Linked DNA regions of Mus musculus: all the other regions are linked to region 2. The links are chromatin loops, found by intact Hi-C in ENCODE. Cell type or tissue: heart. All regions are shown on one strand.

The links. Hi-C counts contacts between places; a loop is a spot of excess contacts. Peaks named below come from ENCODE experiments on the same cell type or tissue, not always from the same donor. Only the 100,000 strongest peaks of a DNase experiment are listed, where the experiment ranks them.
Region 1: a loop joins it to region 2, with 2.9 times the contacts of the local background. A loop is called at or near these places in 27 of 42 quality-filtered maps.
Region 3: a loop joins it to region 2, with 7 times the contacts of the local background. A loop is called at or near these places in 29 of 42 quality-filtered maps.

Annotation. Positions count from the first base shown.
Region 1 is chr10:13,003,899-13,011,898 of GRCm38, forward strand. Sf3b5 (splicing factor 3b, subunit 5) reads left to right here and starts at 4,552. Exons shown (of 1, transcript NM_175102.4): 1 at 4,552-5,285. The coding sequence starts at 4,725. The coding sequence ends at 4,985. In heart, no CTCF peak of the experiment used is centred here; a DNase peak (open chromatin) is centred at 4,503; H3K4me3 peaks cover 2,165 bases; H3K27ac peaks cover 1,366 bases.
Region 2 is chr10:12,686,864-12,694,863 of GRCm38, forward strand. Utrn (utrophin) reads right to left here. Exons shown (of 74, transcript NM_011682.4): 25 at 6,501-6,671; 26 at 3,867-4,046; 27 at 1,430-1,564. Among named protein-coding and RNA genes, the nearest start is that of Utrn, 170 kb to the right of the region's middle. In heart, a CTCF peak has its summit at 3,960 (motif pointing right); a DNase peak (open chromatin) is centred at 3,948; H3K27ac peaks cover 745 bases.
Region 3 is chr10:12,992,633-13,000,632 of GRCm38, forward strand. No RefSeq gene overlaps it. Among named protein-coding and RNA genes, the nearest start is that of Sf3b5, 12 kb to the right of the region's middle. In heart, a CTCF peak has its summit at 4,680 (motif pointing left); a DNase peak (open chromatin) is centred at 4,649; H3K27ac peaks cover 269 bases.

The sequences.
Region 1 (8,000 bases), 320 kb after region 2:
TTTTAATAGTGTAGTAAAAAAAAAAAAATTTAAAATAAGCTTTCACTAAAAGAAATGTCTTTACTTAATTTTCATTTAAACTCTTGGTTTTCTAAGCCACGGCAAAATTTGGGTATAATTTCTTCAGCACGATACGGTTGAAAGTCACTGAGATTTGCTGGGTTAGAGTGATCCATGGGTATTCATAACACTTGTTTGTTTAAATTGTGTTCTAATGCCCCTGTGAATAAACATGTCTCTATAAATAAACATGTATAAAATAATACCCATGTATGAGAATAGTCACTGCAGAGTTGGAAACACCATACAGTCAACCAATGAAAGGGTGGTTATTTACCGTATGATGCACCTGTCCTCGGGGACATAGTGTAGCTGTAAAGGGAGACATAAAAAAAGAAAGAAAGGAAGGAAGGAAGGAAGGAAGGAAGGAAGGAAGGAAAAGAAAGAGAAAAAGAAAGAAGGAAAGAAAGAAAAACAAAGAAGGAAAGAGAGGAAGAAAAAAAGGAAGGAAGAAAGACAGAGAGAGAGAGAGAGAGAGAGAGAGAGAGAGAGAGAAAGGCTGGCTGGCTGACTATGGTCCCATATGTCTTTGATAACAGCAGTCGGACCCTGAGGTGTGTGAATTTCTCAGTTCCTCACCAGCCTGGTTTACACAGTAAATTCTAGGCAAGCCAGGATGACATAGAGACCCTGTCTCAGAAAAAGGAGAGAGAGAGAGAAAGAAAGAGAGAGAGAGAGAGAGACTGAGACTTATTGAGGTCACCAATTCGAGACCACAATCATAATTAGTAATAAGTAATAAAGAGTGCAATACCTGTGTGCAGGTCCCAGGGATTCTCACAGAACATCTTTAAATATAAAAGTAGTAGGAATTTATTATTCTGACAATCCCGTATAAAAGACACACAATCCAGCTATTTTATTTATAAGCCATAAGCCTAAATTGGGTAGATGTAGGCTTATACTAACTTATTGCTGTTTCTCCTGGTCATGTGGTTCTGGTTCATGGTGGCTTCTTCATCCTCCACCCCCCTCTCTTCTTCCTTTCTCTCTACCTGCTACCCCCTCCCCCACTCGAACCTCCAGTCTCACCTTTCTCCCCACATTGTCCAATCACAGGCTCCAGCCTTTTATTGACCAGTTAAATTGGGGAGAAGGTTTGCATGGCATCACTGAGTATGTGAGGATCTGCTCATCGGGGGCAACCACACCTTGAGGAACCACTATTTAGGAATGGAATACAAGCAGTATCAGACCAACCCGCTACATATACAGGGTAGCCCCTCCCCCCGCAAATAAATCTAGCAGAAGATGAGAGATGACCAAAGAAAGACAAACAGATTCAGTTAAAGCTTCTAAAAGTACATGAATAAATGAAAATATATTTTTATATACTAGTGAGAAAATTTAATACAATATAGGTTCAATTTTCCCCATTTATTTTATAAATTTAATATAATGTTTATTAAAATTATGCTGAGTTTTTCTACTATCTGAAAGCTGACAGAGTTAAATGTGAGGGCTTTGGGATGACTTAAATGTCATTTGGGCTGGGGTGGTGGCTCTCAGCTGTAATCCCAGGATTCAGAAGACAGGGACAGGAGTAATTCAAATTCCAGGCCAGCCTATAGAGCGAGACCCTGTTGCAGGAAAACAAAATCTAAAAGTCATCTGGGAACACACAGAAAGTACTCAGCAATTTACTTAGGTTATAAAAGTTAGTGCTCTACTTATCAAAATTACAGATCAAAACTGCCTTTCTTTCTCCAAACTTTTAAGTTTGCCTGAAAATTCTATTATACTTATAAGCCTAATACATTTTACAAATCATTTCTGAGGGGCTTTTAAAAAAATCAGAATTCCATTCAAAGTTTTGATGTTTAAACATTTTACACTTACTAATATACACATATTGTTCATTTTCTATAGGCATTGCAAAAAGACTTATCAACAAAAATCCTTTTCAAGTTTTTACATTGTCTTCATAAATATAATTAACTTAAATATGTGGGGCTAAGGCACTCCCAGTAGTACAGCACTTGCCTAAATAAGCTCTGGGTTTGTGCCAGCATTGCAACAAAACATCAACAATAGAAGTCTCTTGCTTATTCCATATCACCATATATAAGTGTTAATGGTTGAAATCTGCCCCACTAAAATTAACATAGGGAAGGCCGGACCTCCAGGACCTGAAAATGTACCTGTGTCTCAAGATGTGAGCTCTCAGATGTTGCTCTAGAGAAATGCCTGCCACCATGTTCTCTACATTGATGGCCAAGGACTCTAATGCTCTGAAACTGTAAGCCCCAAATAGCTCTGTCTTATCACAGCCATAAAAACATAACTAAGGTAAAACGAGGTCCCATGAGTGAGCCCTGATCCAGTGTGACTGGTGTCATGGAAGGGGACATTAGGACATAGATATAGAAGGAATGTCAAAACTCAGAGAGAAGATAGCACGTACAAGCTAAGAGGGGCCTTGGAATATAACCAACATCTTGCTGTTGAACTTCCCTTCTCTCCACTGTGAGGACATAGATTCCTGTTGTTTAGGCCCCTCCATAGGTTCTTGCTATGGCAGAGCTAGCAAGGGACACTTGACTCTCAATGGATGCATATGAGTGCGACTTCTTCCTAGGCTCTTTTGACTTCAGGAACGTTTTCATATTCTTAAGCCACACTTAATAACACTGGCGTCCCACTAGTTTTTTGTCTTATTTTTTACTAGAAGGGTGTTCATGGGGATCTAATTGTCTCAGTCGGAGTTCCTATTGCTGCGATGGACACTGTGACTGAAAGCAACTTGGGGAGGAGAGGAGCCGAGAAGAAATGAGTGAAGAATTTAAATCCGCAATGGACAGCAGCAGAAATACAACAGACCAGCAGGGTGATGCTGGCACACACCTTTCACCTCAGCACTAGGGAGGCAGAGGCAGGAAGATCTCTGTGACTTTGAGGTCAGGCCTCTATGTGAATTTGAGGCCAGACCGGTCTACAAAGTGAGTTCCAGGCCAGCCAGGCAGGGCTACACAGAGAGACTCTGTCTCAAAAACCCAACCCAACAAAACAAACAAACAAACAAACAAACAAAAAACAATAACAAAACCCCTGCAAACCAAAAGAAACGACAGTGAAACAGTAAACAATTAAAGGGTTAAAATGAAGCCTGACAAGGTGACTAAGCCTCTGATAGATCACTTCAAAGTCTGAAGCAGGTGCAGAGAATTTGAGTCCCTGTCTCAATAAATAAATAATAAGAGACAGGTATAGTATGGCTGGATGGCATATCCACAGGTATTGCCGTATAGTCTCTATATTTTAGGAATAAGATGTGTATTATGTTGTCTAAGTCTTGGTGTTGGTTGGTTTTATTTTTTTTTGAGACAGAGTTTCTCCTTGTAGCCCTGGCTGTCCTGAAACTAGCTCTGTAGACCAGGCTGCCCCTGAACTCAGAGATCTGCCTGCCTCTGCCTCCCAAGTGGTGGAATTAAAGGTGTGTGCCACCACCACCTGGCATGATGCTTATTATGACAAAATTTAAACAGAAGAATTAATATTGGATGGAGCGGAACTCACCTCTAATCCCAGCATTCAGGAGGCAAAGGCAGGAGGATTGCTGTGAGCTCAGGGCCAGATCCTCCCCCCACCAAGTAAACAAAAGTACCCCCAAACTCCTGTATTTTCAAATTGTCTGTCATTGTCCATTCTCTTTGGCTGTGACTGCTCTTACCCCATTCCTAAAATGGTTTTTTGAGAGTACAATCTACATCAGGCTATACATGTATCCTTAAGGGATACCATAAAAGAAGTACAATTATCTTTTCTGAGTTGTTTGTAACGTGAGAAAGTGCACAACCCCCAACGTAAGGCAGTAATCAGCAGAAAAACACAGGTGACTAGAAAGAGAGGTGTTCTTTCTATCTATCTATCTATCTATCTATCTATCTATCTATCTATCTATCTATCTATCTATCTATCTATCTATCTATCTATCTAGTCTTGAACCACATCTGACTTCAAGGAATAGCTTTTGAGTGACCTAGAGCAAACAACCCCTCAATGGGTTGAGAAACGGGAGCCTGGAGCTCGTTGTGGGAGCCATTAGTGAGACTACTGGGGCTGACACTGATCACCAAAAATACTTTTCCCAGTGCCCAAATTCTAAGAGACAAAGCTGGGACCGCGGGGGAACCATGCTGCCACGTTAGCTTCTAGGTACAAGAGTTAATTTTCCTGGTTGCTTGTAGTTGAAACCCTCTTGGATTTCCCCTTCTTAGTAGCCCAGAGCCGTGGGATAACTCTCAGAGGCCGTTTGCCATCGTCCTACAGCAGCCAGGCAAAAACAAAACAAACAAAACAAAACCCTAAAACAAACTCTTTGGACTACTTGTTCCAGAATGCAACGCTCAGACTAGAACGTGATCACCCGAGAGCCACTAAGCGGACCATCATGCAACACTCTTCGAAGTAGGCGGGCTCCGTGAGGAGACGGCCCAGTGTTTCCTAGGCAACTCCAATCCCGCGACAGACGGCACTTCCGCTTCCGCCTAGGAAAAGACTGTCTACTCCTGCGTCTCGGTGGCGTCTTTCTCCCGCGCCTGCACGAACTGAGGTTTTGCGTGGCGGCGGCGGCACCGGCAGCGGCAGCGTCTCTCACTTGAACGCCGCGAGCGGCAGCTTCTCGTCTGTGTCCTGACCTCGGAGCCTACGAGCAGAGCGGCGCGATGACGGACCGGTACACCATCCACAGCCAGCTGGAGCATCTGCAGTCCAAGTACATCGGCACGGGCCACGCCGACACCACCAAGTGGGAATGGCTGGTGAACCAGCACCGCGACTCCTACTGCTCCTACATGGGCCACTTCGACCTCCTCAACTACTTCGCCATTGCCGAGAACGAGAGCAAAGCCCGCGTGCGGTTCAACCTGATGGAGAAAATGCTGCAGCCCAGCGGGCCGCCCGCGGACAAGCCCGAGGAGAACTGAGGTGAGCGCTGCCCAGTCTTCCCCGTGTGCCGGCTGCGAGCCTCCTTGCTCCTGCATCTCGACCATTCCGTGTTGGCTGTGTCGCCTGACCTGCGTACCTGTGGAGGATTCGGAACAAGTCATGGAGAGACTGTCCGGGTCCGCTCCTTGTGAACTGTGCAGAAGGAGTGATCCCAGCATCGGCAAGCGAGGGAGAAGACTGCACGAGAGTGATGCGCATTTCGAGTCTGCTTTTCGATAGTTGATGTCTTCTTGCCTTTTTAAAAAACCATATATATATAAAGTTTAGGGTTTGCTCTATTCTTTGGTATGGATTGCTGTGTTCTTTGGGAGGTTATTAGGAGAGGGTTCTGTGGATCAAGGTTTTGTGAGAGTATAAATAGGAAATGGGGGCAGAAGCACAGGGCAAGTCCTTAAGTCGTCACACACACTTTTATGATATTATCCCACCTCAATAGTCTTCACGCGTACAGTGTGTCTGGTCCCAAAGAAACCTTGAAGCGCGGAGATTGCCCATATCCCTTTCCTACCCTTCCCTTTATGCGCTACCCCTTACCCCTTTTTCTTGATGATTACCCTTTGTGTCTTCAGAAATGATAAACTGGCAAACAAGTGGTATCACGTCCCCATCCTGCTCAGCGCCCCATTCCCCCCACCCCTCTTCCCTTTTCACCAGAGCATTTTCCAAAGGTTTGAGGGCATACATTATGCCAGCTTGAAGAGTTTACAACTTTAAAAACCATGCTTACAATGCTACTTTACTGAGATGTCATTTGAGAACAGATTTTAAGGAATCAAGAGAAATGGCCATGCAGGTGTTTTCCGGCCAGGGCAGAGGACCCAAGAGCAGCAGTGTGTTTGACTTACTGAAGGAAAACCATAAAAGCAGTATGAGTCACCAGCATACCAGTGTGGTGGTGCACACCTTAATCCCAGCACCCAAGAGGCTGGGGCATCTCTTGAGTTCAAAGAATGTGTTGGTGCACACTTGGTCCAGGTGCTTTCGAGGCAAAAGCAGAAGGATCTCGAGTGTAAGGCCAGCCTGGTCTACAGATCTAATTTCAGGACCATCAGGGCTACACAGAGAAACCTTGTCTTGAATCCTATCCCCAACTCCTCCACACAAAAGCAGTATGCTGGGAAGGGATGAACAATAGAAAACACCAGGACAAGAAGACGTGGAAGCTGGTTGGTGACTCAAAGTTTTTATGTGGGTTATAGCTATTGGCTTTCAGCAGAAGAGAAAACTAAATGCATTTTTAGTAACTTATTTAAAAGTAACAGTAGCTGGGAGTGGTGGCACATGCCTTTAACCCCAGTGGGGAGGCAGGCAATTGGATCCATGAGTTCAAGGCTAGCCTGATGAGCATACTTCAGGACAAACGGGGCTAATAGACCCTGTTTCAAACAAACAGAAGTAACAGAATTCAGGAGGGCTGGCTTTGGAGGTAAGAGTCCTTACTGTGTAAGTCCAGGAACCAGTTCAGATTTCTGCTACCAGTGCAAAAACCCAAGTTCATATAGCCCCAGTACTGTGGAGAGGATAGCTGGGGCTTTCTGACTGCCTGCTCAGCTCCAGGTTCAGATAGAGATGGTGTCTCAAGACAGTAAGGGGAGGATAGACTGGAGAGATGGCTACATGGTAAGAGGACCCTGACTTGGTACTCAGCACCTACATGGTGGCTCACAACTGTCTGTAACTCCAGTCCCAAGGGATCCACTAACTTTTGTGACCTCTGTGGACACCAGACAAAAGTGCTGTACATACATGCAGGAAAACATTTGTGTACATAGAAAATAACATCTTTAAAAGAAAAAAATGAGGAAACTCCTTTTTGCAATAGATGGAAACCATTACAGAAAAGCAGAACCAATTAAAATGCAGAGTTGTGGGACCCAATCCCAACCCATATGCCTACCCCTCCCCTAAGGCTCGGGATATTTCTGAAGAGGGGGCAGAGATATTGTTAAGTCCTGGAGAATCAGGGAGTATGCTGTAAGAGTGTCCGAGAAATGTCTGAAGCTGTACCCATAAAGTCTCACCAATGTGGCAGCCTAAAGATGAATTGAACGAGAACAGTAAACACCCTAACGTGGACAGGGAAAGGCTGTCCTCAGCAGGCCTCAACTCTCCACACCTGCAGGCAACTGAGGAATACTGAGAGGGAGAGGGAGCCTTTCCCAGGAAAGACCAGGCCAGTTAGTTAGCCAATAACAACGGTGAGCTCTGAAACCTTCACAGAAGTAGCATTACAGACTGAGCACCGCTAGGACACACACATGGAACAATTAATGGAAACGTGGACATGGATGTGAAAGAGAACAAGGAGGATTATGGGAAGGAACTGGAGGGAGGAAAGGGGGGGGGATGATATATATTAGAATCTCAAAAAAAAGTAAGAGGGTTTTTTTTTTTTAAAAAAAAAAAGATTTATTTATTTTATGTATATGAGTACACTGCAGCTGTCAGACACACCAAAAGAGGGCACTGGATCTTTACAGATGGTTGTGAGGCACCATGTGGTTGCTGGGAATTGAACTCAGGACCTCTGGAAGAGCAGTCAGTGCTCTTAACCACTGAGCCATCTCTCAGGCCCTCAAAAAAAAAAAAAAAAAGCTGGGGCTGGTGAGATGGCTCAGTGGGTAAGAGCACCCGACTGCTCTTCCAAAGGTCCAGAGTTCAAATCCCAGCAACCACATGGTGGCTCACAACAATCCGTAACGAGATCTGACTCCCTCTTCTGGAGTGTCTGAAGACAGCTACAATGTATTTCCATATAATAAATAAATAAATCTTAAAAAAAAAAAAAGCTAAGGGAATAATGGAATGAAAGGACAGACATCTTTCCGTTGCTTCTGGTGTACACAGATGCACACACGTGGACCACACGAGTGCAGACACCACGCACAAATAATGAAACACTGAATGATGCATTTTAATGAAAGTAACTTTCAAAACCAGAGTTTACTGAGAAGAATGGCTTTTAAAATACACCTTTACATAGGTCTTCAGTA
Region 2 (8,000 bases):
AGTTTTATAGACACAAGTCCAACTAACCTTATGCATGAAATACTACTCCCATTCTACAGATGGGAAATCTGAAAGCCATAAAGTTCAATTTGACAAAAGAGAGTCAATTAAAAAAAAACAAAAACAAAACACAAACAAACAAACAAAAATCCTAAGGCTCCAAACTCTTTCCGAAGCTCTTAGGACTAGGAGCCCTTTGACTGCATTTACTGCCCTGCAGTATACATGCACAAAAGGAATGCTGATAATAAAGAAAAAATACAGGGGGCTGGAGAGATGGCTCAGCGGGTAAGAGCACTGACTGCTCTTCCAAAGGTCCTGAGTTCAAATCCCAGCAACCACATGGCGGCTCACAACCACCTGTAGTGGGATCTGATGCTTTCTTCTGGTGTGTCTGAAGAAAGCAACAGTGTACTCATATATATATAAATAAACCTGAAAGAAAGAAAGGGAGTGAGGGAGAGAGAAGAGAGAAGAGAAGAGAACACAGAATGTATTAAAGTGTTTATCATGGAGCCTTCTTTTCCTTTTCTCCATTGTCTGGATTTCTAGAATGTATATTTATGCCCTATGAGAAAAGCATGCTTGCTGTTTGTTCAATGGGCATGTAGTGGTTTCCATGCTGTCTATGCATCCTCTACTCTGCTGTGTTTGAGAAGTGACAATTCTCTCCCTGCACGGCATCCATCTTCAGGAATGGAGCCCCATTCACCCCCACCCCCTGGGAATAGCTCTCTGACTTCCCATTCTGCTGTTCATCGGATCCCCAAATTTCCCTACTACTCCTGTACAAGTGAAACCTCTTTGGTTACACTGTAATTCGTTTCTGAAGTAATTACCACAGTATCGTGTGTACTCCTGGGCTCGAAACTACAGAACGAGGAAGCCTTCGGGATATTTCTTGGCCCCAGGAGCCTGAAGCCCAGCCTTGTCATCCAGCCCCACTGTGGGAGCCCCTGCCTTCACGAATGCACATAGCAGCCTGCTTTAACTTTTTACATCTGAGAATGATGAAGAAGCCACCTGAAGCATGGTTCATGCCATAGTCATAAGTGCAAAGAAACAAAACAGGGTTTGTTCAGAGAATGGTGAAAAGAACTGGACCCTACTAGTGACTATCGCTGTGTCTAACATGCACTCATGTAGCTCCTGCCTTACAAAACTGATTATAAAGAGTTCCCAGGGGCCGGTGAGATGGCTCAGTGGGTCAAAAGGAGCTTGCCACAAACCCTAACGACCTGGATTTGATCCCTGGGATCTATGTTGCAAGGGGGAAAATAACTTTTACAAATTGTGCTCTGACCTCAACACACATCCTATTGTATGCACGGATGGATGGATAGACAGACAGACAGACAGACAGACAGACAGACAGACATCTTTCCCATTCACAGTGAAAATAACTGTGGCTCAGACATCAGGTGCCAACCTCCAGAGCTTCATGAACAGCTTCTGCCCTCTCAGGCAGGGCCTCCGTGCTCCTCACGCGCTCCTCCAAGGTGTTCAACCACGTGGTCTCCAGGTCCAGATAGTGAAGCAGCTCCACCCAGCAAGACCAGACCTCCTAACAAATGTGAAGGGAAAATTAACACGGAAGAGAAGCCATAACCATACGTCATCCCTTCGATCAATAAGAACTCCATTTCAGTGAGTAATATACAGGAATCCAGAAACCAGCGAAGCTAGAATATCAAATAAATGAGGCAAAACTAAATCTTCAATAAAATAGGAGCAATTAAGATGGAAGGAGAAGGAAAAATGGAAAAGAAGCTGCCTCGGTTTTCAGTAAAATGAGTTCCAAGGACCTGGCTAAATGTTAAAAAAAAAAACAAACCTGAATAATTAATAGGGGAAAAAAACAGCAGAGAAATACATTTTCTGTTTGTTTGTTTGTTTGTTTGTTTGTTTTAAAGAAAATGTTAGAGCCGGAGATTTAGCTCAGTGGCTACAACCTGTACTTGCCTGACAAAGGCCCTAAGTCCAATCCCCAGTACCACCACCACCACCACCACCAACACCACCAACACCAACACCAACACCAACACCAACACCAACACCAACACCAACAACAACACCACCACCACCACCACCACCACTACCAACACCACCAACACCACCACCACCACCACCAACACCACCACCACTACCAACACCACCACCACCAACAACAACAACAACAACAACAACACCAACACCACCACCACCAACAACAACAACAACACCAACACCAACAACACCACCACCACCACCACTACCAACACCAACAACAACAACAACAACACCAACAACACCAACACCAACACCAACAACAACAACAACAACAACAACAACAACACCACCAACAACAACAACAACAGCAACACCCCCAGAAAGAGCAAAAGGTAAAAACCATTCAGGATATTTTTTTATAGAAACTTAAATCTCCTAGGACATATCCAATTCCAGTTCCTAGATGACTGATGGGAGCAGATGTCTCTGTAGCCATCTGGACTTCTTTCCAAGTGAGTAAAGATAGACACATAAGAGGATGGGCCCATTTTACCAAAACAGGAGCCAGGTAGTCCTGTGTTCTCCCTACTCAGAGTTCCGAAGTAGGAGAGAAGCCGAGGAAGGCATGCATTTAGAGCCTTCTATCCCCTTGCTCCAGAACAAGAGAGGATCTTATCTGACTGCTAAGATTAGAGCTCTGCACAAAATCCCCTGCATCTGTCTTCTCTACCAAGGTAGGGCACAGTCCCATCCATTCCCCACATCAGCTCTGCTCGCCAGAACAGGGCTCAGCCGGTATTTCTCGAGAGGCACAGAGAAGGTATTTCAGACTTTAGGGGTGACATCCATAGTTTGTCACAGCTTCATCTTTGGTGTATAGGTGTTTACACCATGTTCAATCCTTTAGAAATACCACTCTTAACCAAACCTACCCCCCCCCCAAAAAAAACCAACTTTTTTTTTCAGGGCAGGGTTTCTCTATGTGGCCCTGGCTGTTCCAGACCTCAGGTGTAGGCCAGGCTGGCCTTGGGCTCAGAGATGCTTCTCCCTTCAGGGTGCTGGGATTAAAGGCATAGAACACCATTGCCTAGCTCAAACTACACAATTTATACCTGAGGCCTCTACCATAATTTGTTGACTCTTGGTTCAGAGCAAAAGAAGAAAGAGATTTCTAGTCCCCTTCTCCCATTAATCTTACAAGAAGCAGGCCGAAAAATCTGCTCAGATCTTACAAGAAGTACAATGAGTAAACTCAGTTTAAATCTTCCCTCGGCATTATCAGAACTCACCAGAATGTAATTGCTTATTGTAGGGTGTGTTTCATTTAAATTTGAATAACTCAAAACGCTTCTTAAGACTTTTGACCAGTTTTTTTTTAACCATGAAGATGAGAAAGCACTTTATTAAAATAATCCCACAGAATAATCTAGGTCTTCAGTCTGATAGGCAGTGAGATTCTCCACCTAAAAATGCAATGAAATCTCTACATACTGAAATTCTTTTTCCCCTCCAGTAAATATTAGACACGACTCAAAATAAAAATAAAATAACAGTCAGCCAGGTAAAAGAGAGCTGTCTGGATTCTTATGGTAACCTGAGAACACTAGTGAGCACACAAACCTGCGGGGATCAATTATCACCATTGAACCTCCTGAGAAATGCAGGCAGATCTTGGTCTCCTTTTAACACAAAACAAACAAAAATCTCTCTATTTTTTTATCTACTTGGTCCATAAAAATTACTTTTATAATCCAATGTTTGACAAAGTAATGGCGCTTTCTTTCTTCTTCTTCTTCTTTTTTTTAAATAAGACAGGGAAATCCACACAGCAGAGCTGGGATCTCAGGATGGTAGCCCTGGGGCAAACAAGCTCTTACCTCCAGTGTGTGGCACTTCCCTCGAATTCTATTGCACAGAAGCTGGTAGCTCTCCAGCACCTCGTTGAATTCCGACGTCAACTCCTGGCCACCAGAGGGCACCTTGGCAGCCACCAGCTTGATGCTGTCCTTCAGAATTTTCACCCTCACCTCCTTCTGCAGCACCTCCTCTTTTGCCCTCTGTCCCAAGAAAGGAGCAATTTGAAACATGGCTCTCTGTGACTAATATCTTTCTTTAAAAAATAATAATAATGATTAATCCAATATCAAAACAACTAAATGATTCTATATGCCTCAGTAGAACACTATTTAAAAAATTCTGTAACCTGAGTTTTTTGAAAGAAGAATGCTAAAAATAAAATCTCACTTACTCTTCTAGTTTCCAATTCCCCGAGCCCACAACAGTTTCTTTTTAATACCACCAGAGTTTAGAGGCAAGTTATCCTAAATAGTGTCTACTGGCAAGATATATTTTTAAATTCTGGACTCAGGGTAGGAATCTAAATGAACTCATTTTAAATGACCACTGGAGGTCTGAACACATTAAATTGAAATAAATAAACACCCCCCAAAATGGCAGGACACTGTGGCAGAGGCATCTATTAAAATGGCCCACAAATCCTTGTAAAAACATTTTCCTCCTTGACCATGGGTCCATCCATCCTTCCAATAATGAAGATGAAGAAGCTCCTCTGGACAACCTGATCCAGAAATAGCTGCTTCCTGGCTTTCTCTCGGTGCCCAAGGTGCTCAGTCTCACATGCAGGAAAACCTACCTGCAGCCGTCTTTCACTCCCCCCTTTAGCTTGCTTTATTGCTTAATGGATTTCAGCTCTCCCAGGGTGAGGGAAAAAGTAATTAAGTGTAGTGGCTTTTAAATTCCTAATGGCTGTTTTAAAGAATAAAAATAAATAGAGTGTTGCCCAATCAGGGATTGTAATCTCATTTTTCTTCACTGTCAACTACAATGACTTTTAAAATCAGCAGCAAACTGCAGCTCCAAAAGTGTGAGTGATAAATGAGTTAGCCATTCTTTACATAGTAATCTACTTTTAAATATTTTCAGTACTAAAAATAGTTTTAAAACTTTTCAAAAAGAGCTACATGACCAGTACCCCCGAAGCTAGTGTCTCTAGCTGCATATATAGCAGAAGATGGCCTAGCCGGCCATCAGTGGAAAGAGAGGCCCATTGGTCGTGCAAACTTTATGTACCTCAGTGCAGGGGACCGCCAGGGCCGGGAGGTGGGAGTGGGTGGGTAGGGGAGTGAGGGAGGAGGGTATGGGGGACTTTTGGGATAGCATTGGAAATGTAAATGAGGAAAATACCTAATAAAAAAAATTTTAGAAAAAAGAAAATTATATATATATTGATCCCCGACACAGATTAAATAAGTCTCTTTTCATATCTACTGACTCAAGATAGCATGCATGAATGTCACATAGAATCTTTTTAAAAACTACCTGCACAGAAAAGTTTGCCTTAGTTATACTACTAGTTGAGTTAACCAACTTAATTGGTAGTATAACTACTAGTTAACAATATACCATGTTACTTGATCTTTTACAAAGAGAAGTGTACTTTTTTTTTTTAATTTTTTTTTTAAGGACAGGATTTCTCCGTGTAGCCCTGGCTGCTCTGAAACTTGCTCTGTAGACTGACTAGCCTCAAACACAGAGATCCACCTACCTCTGCCCCTCTGCCCCTCTGCCCCTCTGCCCCTCTGCCCCTCTGCCCCTCTGCCCCTCTGCCCCTCTGCCCCTGCCTCTGAAGTACTGGGGTTAAAGCTGTATCCCCACCACCACCACCACCTGACAAGAAGGATGACTCTTAAAGACAGAATCACGCCCTCATGCTAGAAGGATAGTGGAGGCAAATGTGGGTCTGAGGCCCAGTTCTTTCCTTATACAAGGACAACTACTGACACAGGAATAGATGTTTCTGGAACCACAGCTTGTAACTCCAACTTATCTTCACCTTATCTTCTCTGTATACGCCAAGATTTCTGCTCAAGGACATTGTGGGGTTCCTATGTGCCCTCATTACTGACTCTATATCTCCTACCTCCTGCTCCTGGGATGTTCTGGGGTTCCCATGTACTCCCAATACTGACTTGAATGTAGCCTTTGCCTCCTGCTCCAAAGACATTCTGGGGTTCCCTGGGCCCCCACGAATGACTAGAATGAAACCCATTAGAACTAGAATAACCTCCAAGTCTCCTTTGCTCCTTACCAAAACTTACACTTCCTGGAAACAGTGATAGAAGTCACACGGTACCATGACTAGAATTAACACCATAAAATATACACCAAGAAACTGCTAAAAGGGTAAAAAAAAAATTTATATTATATGTGTTTATTGCAATAATAAAAGAAAAATGAGTTTCTCCTCACAACCCTTCTTCGAGACAGAAACCTCCATGACTATCCACAGGGACTTCCCAGAATCGATCTACTCTGGGGTGGACTTGAACCAGTGGACTGGCATCAGCCTCTTTCCCAACTAAGATTACCACAGCTGCTCATCACTCACTCCTACTGAGAGCAGACTTGTCCATAGGGTTCTGTGCAGTGTGATAGGTGAAAGACCAACAGACTAACTAGTGTGAAGAGGGCAGTCGGGAGGAAGGCCTTACCTTCATTTCCTCCACCGCACTCTCGAGTTCTTCTGGAGATTTGTACTCGAAGTCCCTCTCCAGGTAGTCCTCTTCAGCCTGTGCCATCCACTCCTGCATCTCAGCCAAATCCTTTTTCAAGTTCAGGGCTTTTTCTTGACTATCTGACAGCCTGCTTTTTTGAATAGCAATCTAGGAAGGAAACGCCAATTCCACTCAATAAATAAATTTTAATACGTTAAATGCCAAGTTCTACCCTTTAATATTTAAAGGCACTGCAATAGATTTCCAGTCTTATTTTTTAACATTTAAATAAAACTTTTAAAGCATCCTGTGCTGGTGCTGTGTAATGTAAGAAAGGATGAAAATATAATGACTTCTATACAACATTTTAGACATGAACCTAACTAGAAGATATCTAATATAACTCTGAAAATAGGGTTCACAGCTGGTGTTTTTTCTCCCTGGCAGCCTGCACTGTACTCCCAACACTGTGAAAGGTAAGCAGCAGAAACTAACTAGGTTTCTGACCTTTTAATTCCACATTAAGGAGCTTCACCTATAGCGATAAAGGTATGAACATCAAGTAATTTAATTGTAACACTGTCTATTATATAAAAAATAAAACAGGAAGCAGAATTCCCATGGTGTGGCCTCACATTCTAAACTGAGCCTGGAGTTGGGCACAGTCACACATTCTTGTAATATCAGCCCTTGGAAGGCAGAAGCAGGTGTGTCTCTGTAAATCCAGGGCTAGCCTGCTCTACAGAAGAAGACCTGTTCTCAAAAAAATGTTCTTAAAAATAAGGGGAAAAAACTGAGGATGAAAAGAACTATTACAAAAGATGTCCACAAGGCATTACCCTATAAAATGTTGGTTAGAAAGTAGAAGGTAGGACTGGAGAGATGGCTCAGTGGTTAAGAGCACTGACTGCTCTTCCGAAGGACCTGAGTTCAAATCCCAACAACCACATGGTGGCTCACAACCATCTGTACAGTTACAGTGTACTCACATACATAAATCTTAAAAAAAAAAAAACAGAAAGTAGAAGATAGACGTTGGAGAGATGGCTCAGTGGTTAAGAGCACTTGCTGCTCTTCCCGAGGATGCAGGTTCAATTCCCAGTCCCCACATGATGGCTCACAACTCCTCTGTAACTGTAACTCCAGTTCAAGTTCAAGAAAATCCAACACTCTACATACACAGACATACAGACAGACAAAACACCAAGGCACATAAGTAAAGTGTTTTGTAAAAGAAAAAGGAGGGGGAGGAGAAGGAGAGAAGGAGAGAAGAAGAAGAAGGAGGAGGAGGAGGAGGAGGAGGAGGAGGAGGAGGAGGAAGTAGAACATATATTTGAAAATAGCTATCTGTCTGAATCTGGCTCAGTAACTTTATGAAGTACTTCAGAGGAGTCTGGGAATATTTTCAGAGCTCCTCACCTAACCACAAATGCACTTCGGCTGAAAGAGATGATCGTGTCACACAGGAATCGTCCAACCTTCCCCTGACACGTCCAG
Region 3 (8,000 bases), 310 kb after region 2:
GCTAATCTACTCTGGAAAATGCTGGAAATATCACTAGACTTGCTCTAAAATTATATTACGGAGCGATAGTAACAAAGAACAGCATGGCCCTGACATATGGACCATCAGAATAGAAAGGAGGACCCAGAAATAAGCGGATACAGCTACAATTACCTATTTTTTGTCAATATATAAAAACCACACAACAAATATATACAAAACAAATACATCGTAATATATTTGCATACAAATGCACATACATAGGACAAAGACAGCCTGCTCAACAGCAGTTCAAAAACTATGTAAAAGAATAAAACTAGACTGATGTATCCAATGCTGCACAAAAATTAGTTAAAGGCAAAAAACAGGAATAATATGTCAAGACAAAGGATTAGATAAGGATTTTCTAAAAGAGATTTCAATAATAGGGGAAATAATCCCAAGAATTGACAAATGGCGTTACACAATATTAAAAGTTTATGCATGGTGAAGGAAAAGCTTATCAGAGTGAAAGTTCAGCGTAGAATAGAGAAAATTCTGCCAGCTATGCATCCAACAAGAGATTACTGTCTATATAAGGAACTGCAGAAAAATTAAACGCCAAACCAAAACAAAAAATAAAATCAAACCATCTAATCACTAAATGGGCTAATGAAGAAAATAATAGTTCTCAAAGAAAGAAACACAAACAGCTAATAATCACATCCTTGGCCATCAGGGAAATGCAAATTAAAGCTCTTGTGGGATAGCTGTTGTGAGAAGGCTCGCACGAGTCAAAATGCTCATTACGGAAACAAGCCACTGCGAATGCTGGTGAGGGTGTGGAGAGAAGGCAGTCCTTAGACACCTCTGGCGGTACAGGCGCTGAGAGTCAATGCGAAGGTTCCCAACCAACTAAACAGAGACCCACCTCCCAGGCACACACCCTAACGTCTCTATACCTCACTGTGGAGACATTTGCACGCTTATCTTTATTGCTATACTGTTCACAGCCGCTAAGAAGTGGAAGCAGCCCAGATACCCATCAGCAGATGAGACGGTAGAGAAAACGTGGCAGAAATGCACGATGAAACTTCATTTTCCTGGAAAGGAAAGCGAAACTACAGCATTTACAGAAAAGTGGCTGAAAGGAGAGATCACTATGGTGAGTGTGGGCTAGTGGAGCTGACAAACGCAACAAGTTGGTGAAGTGTGCATGTGTGCGTGCGTGCGTGCGTGCGTGCGTGCGTGCGTGCGTGCGTGGAGCCATAAGTTTAGAAAGGTCTCATAGAGAAAAGAAAAGAAAGAGGTCTTATGGGAGGCCAATGGGGAAAGATGATGGGGGTGGGCAATGGAACCCATGTGATATGAAAGCACAAACGAGGGCTTTTAGAGGAGGAAGGCGAACAGCAGGTTTGGTGCGGCCAGATGAGAGGAAGCAGTAGGAGAGGGGCTGAGAAAGGAAGCGGGGCGTGGTGGCCACCATGCCTTTAATCTCAGCACTTGGGAGGCAGAGACAGGTGGATTTCTGAGTTCGAGGACAGCCTAGTCTACAAAGTGAGTTCCAGGACAGCCAGGACTACACAGAGAAACCCTGTCTGGAAAAAAGAAAGCAAAACAAAAAAGGGCAATGAATGAAAATGCCGCACTGGACTCCATCCCTTGGTTCTGCGATGTGAAAATTCACACAATGTGTAATCTGTTGATAAACCACAGGTTTCTGCTTACACAACATTAAATTTAACAATTAAAGTTACTGTGGTGCTTTGAATATGCTTGGCCCCGGGACTAGCTGCCTGGAAGTCAGTCTTCTCTTGGATCCCTTTGGAACACGATGTAGAACTCTCAGCTCCATCTCCAACTGCCGTGCTTTGGCCATGATGATAATGGACAGAACCTCCGAATCTGTAAACTTGCCCCAGTTAAGTGTTGCCACGGGCATGGTGTCTCTTCACAGCAATGGAAACGCTGAGACAGACAGCCATCCTTCTCCTTTTACAGAAATCCTTCAGCCGTGTGTGTGTGTGTGTGTGTGTGTGTGTGTGAGACATTCTCCTGAATGAACGATCTCATCATTATGATGTATACTGTGGTCCTGTGGTCAGTCTCATCTCAGCCTGGACTTGACTTTTGAGTGTGGACTGAATGACAAGTTCAATCTCATCTTTGAATTTATTTATTTATTTATTCATTGGTACACAATTGTTCTTTCATTGCTCATAAAAATTGCGTTTTCTGTCTCTTAGTGAGCCTTTCTCACAGATTCAGCATTTATGTGTGGCCTGTTTCATATTCTCATTCCTGAAATATAGAAGCACTATTAATTTCTTACATTGATTTTTATCTTCGGCAACCACCCTTAAATATGTTAAACTGCATTAAAGGGTTTAATATATTTAATTTATTTTTAGCGTTATAAATGGTTGACCAAGCAAGCACAGAATTCTAACAAGCAAGGCCTTCCAGAACATCTCATCCAAGGCTCTTACGAGTCCAAATTTAACTTAGGAATTTATTGAGTTCATTTCTCTTAAATATTAGAATGTCCCACACATCCTTGTTCACAGCATTGTCCTAAGCCTGAAATTCTAAGTCCATTAGCCTCCTCTGAGAGTTGAAACCCACGACATTTGTTAGAACCTGCTTTATGTTTAACTGTTTCAAACATGAACGGAGTATCCCCAAACCTGGCGTGAATGCGTGGAGCTGGCAGTGTGATTTCATCCACCGTCTTCGTATCTGCTCATGCGTCTTCCCTTATATGTGGAACACTCAGGACAGGGTATGTGCACCAACCCTGCATGGAGTCACAGGGCCCATTTTAGGACATAGACGACGCCCTGGAGCAGGTCCTGGTTACCAAGTACAGTCTCTGACCATGAGGTTCTTTGCCACTAATAAAGGATGTCTTTTCTCTGTCTGTCTTTCTGAGCTCACAAGATCAACAGCCTATCTCACTGAACTTCCCAGGGTACAGTACCTGCTCAGCTATGTGAATCAACGAAGCATCCTTCGGAGAGAGGAGCCAGGCTTGTAAAAGGGCTTTGGGCACTTTGGGTTTGGGACTCGTGTTTTAAAACGGGCTGAACGTGTTTGAAGCGACAGCTGGTGGACGAGAGAGCAGGGTGTGGCAGTTTTTTAGAAAGGGTGCAGTTAGTTGGGGTCGGGTACTGCAGCGGTGGGTGAGACATCCGGAACATGGCCAATGCTCACCTTGTTCTCAAGGCAGAGTGTGGGTAAAGCCGAGGCAAAAGCGCAGGCTCCCGCCCTTCTGAACATTCCCAGCAAAACGATCAAAGCAAAACGCAAGGATCGCCTTGGCTAAGGAAGCCACACAAAAGCAGAGAAGAAAGGACTGGACAGAGCGAGGATGTAGCCCGTGCAGTAGAGCGCTTGCCCAGCACTGTACAATCCCCTGCGGTTGATCCTCAGCACACCGTAAACAGGGCAAGCTGGTACATTTACATAGCCTGGGCTACATGAGACCTTGTCTCAAAACAATTTTTTTTTTAAATAAAAAGAACAAAACAAAAAACAAAGGAATTACAATGCTAGAAGACCCCAAAGGTGGGGTTCTGCCTGAGATATTTTTACATACCTAACAATGAATCACTTTCTCAACTTACTAAGCAGTTAACTTGTGGCTCTTGGTTGAGGCTGTCCACCCTACCCCTTCCCACCCCTGAGGCAGATGTTGATCCAGAAGTGGAGAGACTTGAAATTGCTTTGCTAGAGACTTCTGTAAGCTAAAGAAGAATGTCCAAGACTGGGCAGGGAAGCGTCCAGTGTGGTTGAGCCATGGCCACGTAGGGCAGTCCATTCCACCTCCAAATTCCTTTCTGACCTAAAGCTCCAGTAAACAAATTATAAAGAATGTTTAGTGCTTAGAAAAATTGTAAGGGCTAAGACCAGGAAGTTCTGAAGCAAGCACAAAATTCCCTGTCTTCCTGGACCTTGTATTCTAATCAGGGAGACAAATGGGTACACGTGTGTTAAACGTGTGTGTGCTGGTAGTGGGCGCTCAAGGAAAAGCCAGGTTTAGGAGAAAAGGGGCTGATTGCACCTTTACATCCTTTAGCCTGAAATGGCCTCTGTTGCTGGCTCTGACCTCCTCCAGGGGCAAGCGGTCAACCTGCTCCAGCTTTTTCAGAGCCTCTTTGAGAGTCCTCTGACTCCAGAGCGTGTCTGGAATGCTCTTCCAGAATTCCTGTCATTGTTGGCCTGCTTTTACCTGTAAGATGTGTAAAGTGGCACCTTCCAGAACGTTTCTCCTAATCCGCTCCCCTCAATGCGCCCCGCCCCCCTTCATGTGGCTCCTGTTTATCCCTCTGCTTAAAGTACTCGTGGTCGAATCTCATTCCACCACCAAGCCATGCAGACACACACACACACACACACACACACACACACACACACTCTCACACACCGAAACCAAAACTCATGAAGAAAGAGACTCCATAACCCCATTGTCACTGAAATCCCATAATACCGCGCTGTCTAACTAAATATAAAACTTCAAAACTCCGGTGTAATAGTTGTACGATGATACGGAAATCATTCCTTCTTCGTTAGCTATGAGTCTCAGCTCGTTGCCTTTAAACACTCAGCTAACCAAAGTCTGACCTGTAGCACCCCAGTCACTAGCACTTTTCTGGCCTCTTCTGGTTGGGTAACTGGTTGGATCACCAGTCTGTGCGCCCACTTTGTGTTGTTTTGGCGCCCCCTAGTGTCAAGCATTATTGCAACACCTGTACAAAGTGAAAGTCTTTTTATTTTTTTTTTTTTTTTGCTTTTTTTTTTTTTTTTTTTTTTTTTTGGCCTAATAAGATGATTTTATTTATTTTTTTTTTTTATGGAACTTTTTTTTTTTTATTAGGTATTTAGCTCATTTACATTTCCAATGCTATACCAAAAGTCCCCCTTACCCACCCACCCCCACTCCCCTACCCACCCACTCCCCCCCTTTGGCCCTGGCGTTCCCCTGTACCGGGGCACACAAAGTCTGCGTGTCCAATGGGCCTCTCTTTCCAGTGATGGCCGACTAGGCCATCTTTTGATACAAATGCAGCTAGAGTCAAGAGCTCAGGGGTACTGGTTAGTTCATAATGTTGTTCCACCTATAGGGTTGAAGATCCCTTTAGCTCCTTGGGTACTTTCTCTAGCTCCTCCATTGGGAGCCCTGTGATCCATCCATTAGCTGACTGTGAGCATCCACTTCTGTGTTTGCTAGGCCCCGGCATAGTCTCACAAGAGACAGCTACATCTGGGTCCTTTCAGTAAAATCTTGCTAGTGTATGCAATGGTGTCAGCATTTGGAAGCTGATTATGGGGTGGATCCCTGGATATGGCAGTCTCTACATGGTCCATCCTTTCATCTCAGCTCCATACTTTGTTTCTGTAACTCCTTCCATGGGTGTTTTGTTCCCACTTCTAAGGAGGGGCATAGTGTCCACACTTCAGTCTTCATTTTTCTTGAGTTTCATGTGTTTAGGAAATTGTATCTTATATCGTGGGTATCCTAGGTTTTGGGCTAGTATCCACTTATCAGTGAGTACATATTGTGTGAGTTCCTTTGTGATTGTGTTACCTCACTCAGGATGATGCTCTCCAGGTCCATCCATTTGGCTAGGAATTTCATAAATTCATTCTTTTTAATAGCTGAGTAGTACTCCATTGTGTAGATGTACCACATTTTCTGTATCCATTCCTCTGTTGAGGGGCATCTGGGTTCTTTCCAGTTTCTGGCTATTATAAATAAGGCTGCTATGAACATAGTGGAGCATGTGTCTTTCTTACCAGTTGGGGCTTCTTCTGGATATATGCCCAGGAGAGGTATTGCTGGATCCTCCGGTAGTACTATGTCCAATTTTCTGAGGAACCGCCAGACTGATTTCCAGAGTGGTTGTACAAGCCTGCAATCCCACCAACAATGGAGGAGTGTTCCTCTTTCTCCACATCCTCGCCAGCATCTGCTGTCACCTGAATTTTTGATCTTAGCCATTCTCACTGGTGTGAGGTGGAATCTCAGGGTTGTTTTGATTTGCATTTCCCTGATGATTAAGGATGTTGAACATTTTTTCAGGTGCTTCTCTGCCATTCGGTATTCCTCAGGTGAGAATTCTTTGTTCAGTTCTGAGCCCCATTTTTTAAGGGGGTTATTTGATTTTCTGAGGTCCACCTTCTTGAGTTCTTTATATATGTTGGATATTAGTCCCCTATCTGATTTAGGATAGGTAAAGATCCTTTCCCAGTCTGTTGGTGGTCTTTTTGTCTTATAGACAGTGTCTTTTGCCTTGCAGAAACTTTGGAGTTTCATTAGGTCCCATTTGTCAATTCTCGATCTTACAGCACAAGCCATTGCTGTTCTGTTCAGGAATTTTTCCCCTGTGCCCATATCTTCAAGGCTTTTCCCCACTTTCTCCTCTATAAGTTTCAGTGTCTCTGGTTTTATGTGAAGTTCCTTGATCCACTTAGATTTGACCTTAGTACAAGGAGATAAGTATGGATCGATTCGCATTCTTCTACATGATAACAACCAGTTGTGCCAGCACCAATTGTTGAAAATGCTGTCTTTCTTCCACTGGATGGTTTTGGCTCCCTTGTCGAAGATCAAGTGACCATAGGTGTGTGGGTTCATTTCTGGGTCTTCAATTCTATTCCATTGGTCCACTTGTCTGTCTCTATACCAGTACCATGCAGTTTTTATCACAATTGCTCTGTAGTAAAGCTTTAGGTCAGGCATGGTGATTCCACCAGAGGTTCTTTTATCCTTGAGAAGAGTTTTTGCTATCCTCGGTTTTTTGTTATTCCAGATGAATTTGCAAATTGCTCCTTCTAATTCGTTGAAGAATTGAGTTGGAATTTTAATGGGGATTGCATTGAATCTGTAGATTGCTTTTGGCAAGATAGCCATTTTTACAATGTTGGTCCTGCCAATCCATGAGCATGGGAGATCTTTCCATCTTCTGAGATCTTCTTTAATTTCTTTCTTCAGGGACTTGAAGTTTTTATCATATAGATCTTTCACTTCCTTCGTTAGAGTCACGCCGAGATATTTTATATTATTTGTGGCTATTGAGAAGGGTGTTGTTTCCCTAATTTCTTTCTCAGCCTGTTTATTCTTTGTGTAGAGAAAGGCCATTGACTTGTTTGAGTTAATTTTATATCCAGCTACTTCACCGAAGCTGTTTATCAGGTTTAGGAGTTCTCTGTTGGAATTTTTAGGGTCACTTATATATACTATCATATCATCTGCAAAAAGTGATATTTTGACTTCCTCTTTTCCAATTTGTATCCCCTTGATCTCCTTTTGTTGTCGAATTGCTCTGGCTAATACTTCAAGTACTATGTTGAAAAGGTAGGGAGAAAGTGGGCAGCCTTGTCTAGTCCCTGATTTTAGTGGGATTGCTTCCAGCTTCTCTCCATTTACTTTGATGTTGGCTACTGGTTTGCTGTAGATTGCTTTTATCATGTTTAGGTATTGGCCTTGAATTCCTGATCTTTCCAGAACTTTTATCATGAATGGGTGTTGGATCTTGTCAAATGCTTTTTCTGCATCTAACGAGATGATCATGTGGTTTTTGTCTTTGAGTTTGTTTATATAATGGATTACATTGATGGATTTTCGTATATTAAACCATCCCTGCATCCCTGGAATAAAACCTACTTGGTCAGGATGGATGATTGCTTTAATGTGTTCTTGGATTCGGTTAGCGAGAATTTTATTAAGAATTTTTGCATCGATGTTCATAAGAGAAATTGGTCTGAAGTTCTCTATCTTTGTTGGATCTTTCTGTGGTTTAGGTATCAGAGTAATAGTGGCTTCATAAAATGAGTTGGGTAGAATACCTTCTACTTCTATCTTGTGAAAAAGTTTGTGCAGAACTGGAGTTAGATCTTCTTTGAAGGTCTGATAGAACTCTGCACTAAACCCGTCTGGTCCTGGGCTTTTTTTGGCTGGGAGACTATTAATAACTGCTTCTATTTCTTTAGGGGATATGGGACTGTTTAGAAGGTCAACTTGATCCTGATTCAACTTTGGT